Linked DNA regions of Homo sapiens: region 2 is linked to region 1. Evidence: chromatin loops called from intact Hi-C (ENCODE). Cell type or tissue: OCI-LY7. All regions are shown on one strand. Each heading gives the region's core, and the rest is flanking DNA. Links, peaks and the distances in the headings are about the cores only. Region 1 overlaps CUX1 (cut like homeobox 1). Region 2 overlaps CUX1 (cut like homeobox 1).

Region 1 (5,372 bases), core at 246-5,245:
GTTTGGCCATATTGGCCAGGTGGGTCTGGAACTCCTGACCTCAAGTGATCCACCCCCCTCGGTCACCCAAAGTGCTGTGATTACAGGCATGAGCCACCACACCCGGCCCCAACTGATATTTTTAAAAGAAGCAGACATCACAGAAATAAAAATCCAATACATAGGCTAGATGGCTATGAATTCTAGCGGAAGTTGGTCAACAAAACAGAGACATGACTTGAATCCCATAAAGATACACACACACATCTGCTACGCGCCCTGGCTTCTCTTGCCCACATTTTAGCTGGTGTCCCAGAACTCATCCGCTATGCTGCCCACGACGGTGGTGGTGTAGGGGGACCTACAAAGCTTCGTTTCAAACACTGCTTGTGTTTTGACAGCCTTTTTCTTTTTTACGGTATTTTTAAAGAAGTGAAACTAGAAGTACTGGATCTCATAAGCCACCCGGGGGAAGCGTTCCCCTTCTGAACCTGTGGGTGCGGGGCTAGGGACAGATGCTGCCTCAGTAGCAGCACCTAGCTGACCTGACAAGCCACCTGTATCTATGGGCGCTGGTTCAAATCCCAGGGGAGGTTTAAAAAGCGTTGATGAGACTCCGTAAAGATGCGGAAATACATATCTGAGAGGAAAAGAGCATTTCAAAACCCTCCTGTGGCTTTTATCCTATGGCACTTTACCCCCAGGGACCTGAGCGGCGCTGTGAGTTGCAGGTGCAAAGGGCTCAGAGCCAGGGGAGAATCACAGAAGACACAGAGCCCAGCAGTCCTCCCTGACCACGGAAGGGGATGTAGGAGAACCCTGGGCTCATGGCACTGACATTTAGCAGCCACTGTATGTTTTGGTCTTGTCTCAAGAGTGTTTTCCCCATTTATCCCATGTACTTTTTTGTTTTAAAGAGATGGGGTCTGGGCCAGGCGCGGTGACTCACACCTGTAATCCCAGCACTTTGGGAGGCCGAGGTGGGAGCGTCACTTGAAGTCAGGAGTTCACGATCAGCCTGGCCAACATGGTGAAACCCCATCTCTACTAAAAATACAGAAATTAGCCAGACATGGTGGTGGGCACTTGTAATCCCAGCTACTTGGGAGGCTGAGGCAGGAGAATCGCTTGAACCCAGGAGGCGGAGGTTGCAGTGAACCAAGATCTCACCACTGCACTCCAGCCTGGGTGAGATTCCATCTCAAAAAAACAAAACAAACAAACAAACAAACAAACAAACAAAAGAGATGGGGTCTGGCTCTGTTGCCCAGTCTGGAATGCAGTGGCACAATCATAGCTCACTACTGCCTTGAACTCCAGGGCTCAAGCAATCCTTTTGCCTCAGCTTCCCAAATAACTTCATCTACGGGGACTACCACGCCCAGCTAATTTAAACCTTTTTTTTTTCCTTAAGAGATGGGGTCTTACCATGTTGTCCAGGCTGGTCTCAAAATCCCGGGTTCAAGAGATCATCTTGCCTCTGCCTCTCAAGTAGCTGGAATTACAGGTGTGAGCCACTGCACCCGCCCATGCCTCTTATTTGCATGCAGATGCTATTCTGACATGAAACCTTTCACTCAAATATTTCTCTACAATGGAGTCTCTCCACAGTCGGGCCATGGCTCCACTGTGGTGAGGCTATCAATTCATTTAAAGTGGTTTCCCACAGCAAAAGCTGCACCTGCGTGCAAGCGATGCCCACACCGAGCGTGTACGGACAGACTTTGAGTGTCTTCTATCAGGCGGGTTCCTGCTCCAGGCCCACCTTGTCCATGAGGCTAACCCAGGGCTGACCTTAGCATGTGCCCACTCTTCTGTACACCCAGAATCCAAGGGGTGGGAAGGACGGGGGTAGGAGCAGGAAATAAGTGTGTGGCCCAGCTGGAGGAGATGGTGTTGGGGTCAGAACACCTGTACCACCTTCAAAATTCCCCCAAACTCCCTGCAAAAGCCCCGGTGAGAATCTCACCAGTCTCAGCTTCCATCCAATGACAGGGCTGAGCTCTCCACCTCCATGGTGTCTTCGAGCTCTTAAATGCCAGGGCCTTACATTAAAATTCACACCAGAGCACAGTGAAGCAACAGAACGCTCCACTCGGGTTTGAATTTGGGCTCCGGGACCTTCCATGGGGGCTTACAGACTTTCCTAACATTTCCCATCTGAGAAATCCAGGGATTATTAACCTACCCCAGCAGGATGCTAGAGGCTGAGATGAAATCACGGCTGGCCAGTGCGGCACGCCGAGCCTCGGCACACGGTCAGCCACGCCTGCTATTTCGATTGTTATCACTGGTCGGCGCAGACATCGTTCCAGGCGAGGTGCCATTGGGGACACGTGGAACCAGATACCACCTGAGGTCTCCGGTTCTGCAGCTGGGTGGAGGACGGAGGCCTGCATGCTACAGAGTCGGGCAGGATGAGGTGACGTCGGTGCTGGGGGAATAGGAAGGAAGGGGGCTGAGGGCTGGGAAGGTTCATGGAGGGGCAGGCCCCTGAGCCGAGCCTTGGAGGAGGAGCAGAATCTGATGGAATGAGGAAGCCTTGCTTCCAGTAGGAAATCTGAGTGTCCTTCCCCTACAAATATTATTATTATTATTATTATTTTTTTTTTGAGACAGGATCTCACCCTGTTTCCCAGGCTGGAATGGCACGATTATAGCTTACTGCAGCCTCAACCTCCAGGACTGAAGCAATCCTCCTGCCTTGGCCTTCCGAGTAGCTGGGACCACAGGTGCATGCCACCACACTTGGCTAAATTTTATTTTTTTGTAGAGATGGAATCTCATTATGCTGCCGAGGCTGGCTCAAACTCCTGGCCTCAAGCAATCCTCCTGTCTTGGCCTCCCAAAGTGCTGAGATAACAGGTATGAACCACCGCGCCCAGCCCCTGGTATCCCGACGCAGGACTCTGTCGCAAGGAACCTGGGAGGCCACATCAAGGTATGGAGGCCTCTTTCCAAATGCCTGGAAAGCTGGAAGATCCCTGAGGACAATGGTGACAGGAGAGGCGAGGACATACCCCAGAGAAGGCAGAGGTGGAAAGGCAGCCCAGGGCTGTGGAATCGGACCTGGAGGGAAAGGAGGAGCAGGGAGACACACAGGAGAGCCTGGGGACACAGATCTGTGGCAGGAGGTGAAGAGGAAGAGCTGGCGCAGAAGCACCCGAGAGGCCCACAGCCCATGAAGTGTTTTCAGGAGAGTTAAGACCCACCATGGAGTGGGCGCCACAGTTAAGCCTGGAGGTTTTGCAGCCAGGAGGGGTTCTGTCTGGGTTTCTTGCCTCCCACCCCAGCCTCCAAAGTGGGTTGACACCAGCTCTGAGCTGTCAGCTGCAGACACTTATCAGACACCGGGGCTGACTCACGGAGAACAGCTTCTTCTTCTTTTTTTTTTTGAAACAGATTCTCGCTCTGTTGCCCAGGCTGGAGTGCAGTGCGTGATCTCAGCTCACTGCAACCTCTGCCTCCCGGGTTCAAGTGATTCTCCTGCCTCAGTCTCCCAAGTAGCTGGGATTACAGGCATGCGCCACCACGCCCAGCTAATTTTTCTATTTTTAGTAGAGACGAGGTTTCCCCATGTTGGCCAGGCTGGTCTCGAACTCCTGACCTCAAGTGATCCACCTGCCTCGGCCTCCCAAAGTGCTGAGATTACAGGCATGAGCCAGCAGCCCAGCCTGAAAAAACGCTTCTTACACCAACAGAGTCAGCTTTCTCTGAACTTGGCTGTTTTTGTCAAGAGTTCGTTTAGACTTTCTTCTAGGATGAAAAATCATGTGTATTTGTTTTACATCTAAGTAAGGAGTAATATGGAGTCAGACCAATTCCATTCATTTGCCGTTTCCTGTAAGATCAGCACTCTGATGTCCCTGGTGCAGTCCTCCCTCGGATGACCAAGGGCCCTCAGGCACGTGCCCTGCGCCAGGACACCGCAGCGGCCGGGAAAGGCAATGTCCCCGCCCTTGCTTCTAATGTGGAAGACAGAAGATGGAGAACAGGCGGTGAGTCAGCAGGCTTATAAGGGACCCCGGGGGTATCCCCTGTCCCACGGAGTCACCGGGGTCAAGGTTCCCCCAATAGTCAACTCATCAAATGTCTTTTGAATAAAAAAGAAATTCAAAAACTTTGAAACATGACCCTAGTCTGAAACAGACTTCAAAGCAAGCAGTGCTCCAGGACTCACCATTTCTTCCGCTTGAACCTATGAGAAGCTGAGTCACTGTCGCCAACCCATTACCGTGGAAGTATCTGAGCCGTGAGTGAGCAGCGGTCCATATGCACCCCTTTCCCGTAGCTTGGGGAGTTCCACATTAGGACAAGAGGAGCGCCTCTGTTTACCGTCGTGGCTCACGCACGGACTTCTGTGCAAGCATTTGCCCCACACTCATTCATCGATGATGTGCTGGGCACTGTGTCGGGATGCGGGAGTGAATCGAAAGCAAACAGATGACTGCAACTCTACCCATGGGCTACCCATGCAGGTGCCTCATTCCAAGACGGACGAGGTCAGAGCTCCAGGTGGCAAGGCCTGAGCTGAGGCACAGGGAGGGAGGAAGCACGGTGGGACAGGGGTGGCAGGAGCAGACTGGGGCACAGGAGGAGCCCAGAGAGGTGGCCCTGGTGTTCCAGGGAGGTGAGCGAGGCAGGAGCACAGGCTAGGACCACATCCCCACGGCTTCCAGGGCAGGAGCTGGCTTGTCCTTCAGGCCACAGGGAGCCACTGAAGGACCCTGCAGCAGGGCCCTGACAGCATCAGCTCTGAGTTGGAGAAGGAACATTCTAGAGCTCTACAGTCTCACATTACAGAGGAGAAAGACTCTGCTCTGGTAGGGTCCGGAGTTGGGCCCTGGTCTCCTTATGCCAACTCAATGGTCCTTACGGTCCATTTCCTCTCGTCTCCAAACCACCACCAGTTAACACTTGGTTCTGTGCGAGAGCTGGAAGACAAGCCGAGGGAGGGCATGCCTCCAGGCAGCAGAGCCCACGGGAAAAGGGCTCAGAGCTCATCCCCATTCCTTTACAGAGGCTCTGTCACTCACCAACACAGCGATGGGCCTGGGGAGCCTGCAACCCTCATCCTCCTTGGGAAGATTAAGTAAAAGGACACAGTGCCGCCTGTAATAGGCATTCAGGAAGGGCTGCCAGCTCTCTCTTAAGTGAGTCATGAGACGAACAGGTTTCTTATTCAATTAACTGAGAGCTCATTTCTGTAACATTTTCTTTCCTTATGGAAAAGAGCCTTGTATTCTAAATAAATACATATCTTGAAAACAAGCTCTTGGGTCACAGCCCAAAAAAGGAAAAACACTAAATTCCACACTCCTCTTAGGGGAGACAGACCTACTGATCTCACCGATGAAATGTGACAAAAATATGAAGATCCGACCCCAGTGCCT
Region 2 (5,372 bases), core at 141-5,140, 120 kb after region 1:
GTATTCCCAGCACTTTGGGAGGCTGAGGCAGGCGGATCACCTGAGGCCAGGAGTTCGAGACCAACCTGACCAATATGGCAAAACCCTGTCTCTACTAAAAATACAAAAAATTAGCCGAGTGTGGTAGTGCACGCCTGTAATCCCAGCTACTCCGGAGGCTGAGGCAGGAGAATCGCTTGAACTCGGGAAGTGGAGGTTGCAGTGAGCCAAGATCGTGCCACTGCACTCTGTCTCACAAAAAGAAGAACCTAAGAAAATATACCTCTTCTTCAAATGTAGAGAAACCTAAAATGTTTCATCTATCTCCCAATATTTAAAATAAGGAAAGAGAACATAGAAGTTCTTCCACAAATATAATTAAAGCCAACATAATACCAGGCATGGTGGCTCACACTTGGTAATCCCAACATTTTGGGAGGCTGAGGTGGGAGGATCGCTTTAGGCCAGGAATTTGAGATCAGCCTGGGCAACATAGTGAGGCCCTGTCTCTATAAAAAATAAAATAAAACATATGGGGTGGGGGGAGGGATAGCATTAGGAAAAATAGCTAATGCATGCTGGGCTTAATACCTAGGTGCAGCAAACCACCATGGTACACACGTTTACCTATGTAACAAACCTGTACATCCTGCACATGTACTATGGAACTTAAAATAAAAATTAAAAAAAAAAAAAAAAAAAAGAAGCTGAGGCCAGGCGCGGTGGCTCACGCCTGTAATCCTAGCACTTTGGGAGACCTAGATGGGAGGATCACAAGGTCAGGAGATCAAGACCATCCTGGCCAACATGGTGAAACCCCGTCTCTACTAAAAATACAAAAATTAACTGGCCATGACAGTGCATGCCTGTAATCCCAGCTACTCGGGAGGCTGAGGCAGGAGAATCACTTGAACCTGGGAGGCGGAGGTTGCAGCGAGCTGAGATCGGGCCACTGCACTCCAGCCCGGGTGACAGAGCGAGACTCCGTCTCAAAAAAAATAAAAAATAAAAAAGCTCAGAGATTTTAAAAAGGATACCCAAATGATTAAAATGGTACATTGTAAAAACTAAGTAAATAAATAAAATAAAAAATAAAACCAACATAACTTTAGTATTCTCTAACAGAGAGGGGGAAAAAATACCCTCATCTTGAAAACTTTAACCTAGAAGTGCAAAAAAGGCCTAAATCCTATTGACACATACACACACAAAAACAGATAGTGTATGTGGCTTTATTTTTTCGTAATATTTCACGCATACAGAAAAGTATAAATTCCTATGTACCTAACACATAGCTTTACCAAATTTTATCATTTTGTCATATCTATTTAAAAAAAAAAAAAAAATCATAGAAGCCCCCACTCTATCTTCTTTAGTCTCATTTTCTCCTCTCCACCTCCAAAATAATCACTTTACAGATTCTTTCCCCCCAAAAAAATCCTTCTATGGGCCGGGCGCGGTGGCTCATGCCTGTAATCCCAACACTTTGGGAGGCCAAGGTGGGTGGATCATTTGAGGTCAGGAATTCAAGACCAACCTGGCCAACATGGTGAAACCCCGTCTCTACTAAAAATACAAAAATTAGCCGGGCGTGGTGATGGGCGCCTGTAATCCCAGCTACTCGGGAGACTGCAGCATGAGAATCACTTGAACCCAAGAGGCAGAGGTTGCAGTGAGCCAAGATCATGCCACTGCACTCCAAACTGGGCAACAGAGAGAGACTCTGTCTCAAAAATAAATAAACAAATAAATAAAATATCCTTCTATGTCTGCTAGATCTTTAATAATGTAAAGTCATTGCTTTGCATCTTGAACTCACAGAATCACGCTGCACACAACTTTCTTTTCTTTTTTTTTTTTTGGGGGGATGGAGTCTCGCTCTGTCGCCAAGGCTGGAGTGCAGTGGTGCAATCTTGGCTCACTGCAACCTCCACTTCCGGGGTTCAAGCGATTCTCCTGCCTCAGCCTCCCAAGTAGCTGGGATTACAGGCACACACTGCCATGCCCAGTCAATTTTTTAATTTTTAGTAGAGACGGGGTTTCACCAACTTGGCCAGGGTGGTCTTGAACTCCTGACCTCAGGTGATCCACCCGCCTTGGCCTCCCAAAGAACTGGGATTACAGGCGAGAGCCACGGCACCCGGCCCACAAATTTTCAACAGCCCTTTCCTGTGCGAGGCGACGCTGGCAAGGTGACCACACATGCCACCACCACCCTTACTTACTTCTACTAGATGCCACCTGATGGGGGCCAGCACCACCCATGCACATCTGCATCCTTCCGGCTCTTGCACTCCCATGGAATATATGACAACAGACACTCCTGTACCTGTCTCACTGTGCACGTGCCCAAGGTCGCCTCTAAGATGCATGCTTCATCTGGGAAGGAGGCTGCTCGCTGTGCTGCAGGCACCTCCACCAAGTGGCTCTCCAGTGGCCATTCTGCTCACTCTTCTACCAACAGGACACAGGGCCCCCTGCTTCTACTGCCCTGCCAACCCCCTCTACATGCAGACTTAAGATTCTGCCACTATGATGGGTGTTAACAAAAAAAAAAAAAGGCTTTTTTTTATTTTTTAGAATTATCATGTAACTGAGTACATCACTTCTTAGTCCTCACTACAGGACCAAATTCAGTTAAGCAGAGGCCTGTATTCTGCTGATAAGCCAGGTATTCCCGGGCAGAGCAAGGCAGTCAGGAAAATGTAGCAGGATCTCCTGAACCACGGATGCTAGGATCACACAGTAAAATGCTTCAGAAAGAGGGGTGCAGAGAGCAACAGGAATGCTCTCCAATGGCCTGCAGCAGGTTTTGAGAAGAAAACATGACAGGGAACAGGGGTGTCCGCCCTGCTCTGGGCAACACCCGCTCTCCTACTCATCTGCAGCCCCTGGTGGCTAGGTCCATCCAAGGCACTGGCAGGTGAGCTCAGCTTGGGGAGATAGTTACGAAACTGACATGTGCGTGGAACTAGGCGAGGCGCCTTACTATTTATTTACAGACTTCATAAGCATCTATTCTAAAATTACTCACTACCAATTTTACAAGGCAAAACTCTATACTGTCCTCACAGCTTTAGCTGAAAACAACTTTAAAAGGGGAAAAATGAAAACTAGACCACAAAGGGTTGGAAAAATCTTGCAGAACCAGCTCTACCACTTAAGGTTGTTTGCCGCTCTGTAATCCACATCGAGCTAATTGTAAGATTTCCCTGTAAATTCAGACTCTTGAGGTTTTCACAAGAAATAATCTGAGAAGAGTCCCTAGCTTCCCTCATCCATTAATTTCTAGACAAGAGTTTTACAAAAGGCAGAAAAGAAACAGCCTTGACTGGAGTATCGCAGATCCTAAGGAAAGAATGCCCTGCTTTGAGCCTGGAGATAAATAGCACCACCCCCTCTTTAAAACTAAACATTAGGGAATGTCTCATGCCTGTAATCCCGGTACTTAAGAGGCCAAGGCGGGTGAATTGCTTGAGGCCAGGAGTTCGAAACCAGACTGAGCAACATGGTGAAACACTGTCTCCACAAAACAACAACAACAACAAAATACAAAAATTAGCCCGGTGTGGTGGGTGCAAGAGCCTGTAGTCCTAGATACTCAGGAGTCTGAGGTGGGAGGATTGCTTATGCCCAGAAGGTTGAGGCTGCAGTGAGCTAGGATGGTGCCACTGTACAACGGTCTGGGTGACAAAGGGAGATGCTGTCTTTAAAAAAAAAAAAAAAAACAAAAAAAACACTAAACATCAGGGCCTGCATGGCCTCACAAGCTGCAGCGGGGTGAGACAGCTACAAAGAGCAAAGGGGTGAAGACACCGGATGGAAAGCTACAGGTGCTCAAATGGCCCACAGGGAGGCGGTCTCAGGAGGGGGTCAGAAAAGGCACTGGGGAGGGAAGGCACAAGAGGGGGGGCACGAGGAGCCGCCTTCCCAAGGGTGGTGGTTCTGCGGGGCACCTGGAAGGGGATGGCAGACAAGCTGCCCACCACGGTGGGAAATAAGGACACAGGGGCGGAGCGCGTCTTAACAAGAGGATTTAAGATTTGGCGGAGGGGAGCCACGGGGAAAGCTGAAACCGGGGTTTACATTCCTGGGAAATGCCAGAGCCTGGCCTCCCCTGCGCCTCCCCTGCGCTTCCTCTGCAGCCTGTGAGCTCCCGCCCACCTGCTGTGGCTCGCACGTGTGTCCTGCCGTCTTCCATGGTGTCCTGAGGACACGGAGGCTCCCCGCGTGTGCACACCAACGCCTCCTCCCGCCCTGCTGGCCGCCTGACCTTGGCTGACCTTCTAACGTGCTGGTTTCCCTCCCCCGCCCCACCAGCCACTCCCTTCCCGCGCCCCGCAAATGCTGTGCTCACCCCACAGCCTCAGCCCTGGGCCTCCAGCTCTTGCCTTTAAATTCCATCCTCAGAGATGCGTTGACGCACATGCCAGGCATTAGGAGACCTGTGGCCAATTCCGACCTTTCCCCTCAACCTCTTGTGTTCAGTCCACGTGTTTATTAAGCACCTACTGTGTGCCAGGCACTGTGCTGGGCAATGAAAACTCAGCCTAGACAGGACAGACCCACTCTGTCTCTTACTCAAGGGGTCTGAAAGGCACCGCGTCCTCTGGACACAGTGATGCTCCTCTCGCCAGCCGGGGCTCTGACACAGCCCCTCTGCCACAGGTCACGCGCACATGGGGCTCATCCTGGTCTCCCCCTACCTGCCCCCACCAGCCATTCCCACATCCCAGGTGGAATGACTCCCACTCCTTCTGGCCTTTGCTACCTGCCCAAGTCCATGCCCCAGGCCCTTTGCCCCCTCGCCCGCCCTCGGAAGCCAGGAAGTCTCCACCCCAGCCGCACCATCTCCTGCGGAAGCGTCTCCCAGGGCATGGCCCAGATCATGCCTACAGCTCTGCTGGCATCCAGGGGCCTCTCCTCTCCTGTTCTCGCCCAGGTTTCCAGCCCTCTCCCCACTCTCCCGTTCAGATTCAGTCCTCAAAAGCATCAGTGCGCAAGGCCCTCTTGCTCCCGTTCTGTCCCTTCCCAAGCCACTGCTCCCATCCCCCCACGACAAATGGCCCCAGTCCTTTAACTCCCACGTCAGAGGGTTCCCCTCCTGGGAGCCTCTCTCCATCACTCCCTACAGCCAGCTCTGCCCTGTCAACCCCTAAAGCACTTCATCATCCATTCTGAGCTTTGCGGCTGATGGTATTTAACTTAAACCAACTCCTGCTTCAGTAACCCCACCCATGAAGGTCTCATTGCCAAGTGAAGGGCTCCAAAAAACAGGATCAGGTTTGCAGTGGACACAGGGCACAGGGCTGGCTGTCCAGTGGCTGTTCCATCCCAGGGCACCAAGCGCTAAGGTGCCTGTCCTCAGTGTGTAAGATGAGCAAAGGGTCCCC

Evidence for each region. Peaks named below come from ENCODE experiments on the same cell type or tissue, not always from the same donor. Only the 100,000 strongest peaks of a DNase experiment are listed, where the experiment ranks them.
Region 2: it touches region 1 in a loop (6-fold over the local background); 2 of 110 quality-filtered maps call a loop at or near these places.

What each region holds. Positions count from the first base shown.
Region 1 is chr7:101,986,213-101,991,584 of GRCh38, reverse strand. All of the region lies in intron 2 of CUX1 (cut like homeobox 1), which reads right to left. Among named protein-coding and RNA genes, the nearest start is that of CUX1, 170 kb to the right of the region's middle. RefSeq lists enhancers at 299-358, 1,898-1,947, 1,843-2,652, 3,442-4,641 and a silencer at 3,202-3,496. In OCI-LY7, for the core only: CTCF peaks have their summits at 624, 2,049 and 2,252; DNase peaks (open chromatin) are centred at 554, 1,564, 2,314, 3,324 and 1 weaker place; H3K4me3 peaks cover 3,191 bases; H3K27ac peaks cover 5,000 bases.
Region 2 is chr7:101,868,489-101,873,860 of GRCh38, reverse strand. All of the region lies in intron 1 of CUX1 (cut like homeobox 1), which reads right to left. Among named protein-coding and RNA genes, the nearest start is that of CUX1, 54 kb to the right of the region's middle. In OCI-LY7, for the core only: CTCF peaks have their summits at 2,711, 2,910 (motif pointing left) and 3,816; DNase peaks (open chromatin) are centred at 2,290, 2,890, 3,780 and 4,875; H3K4me3 peaks cover 4,374 bases; H3K27ac peaks cover 5,000 bases.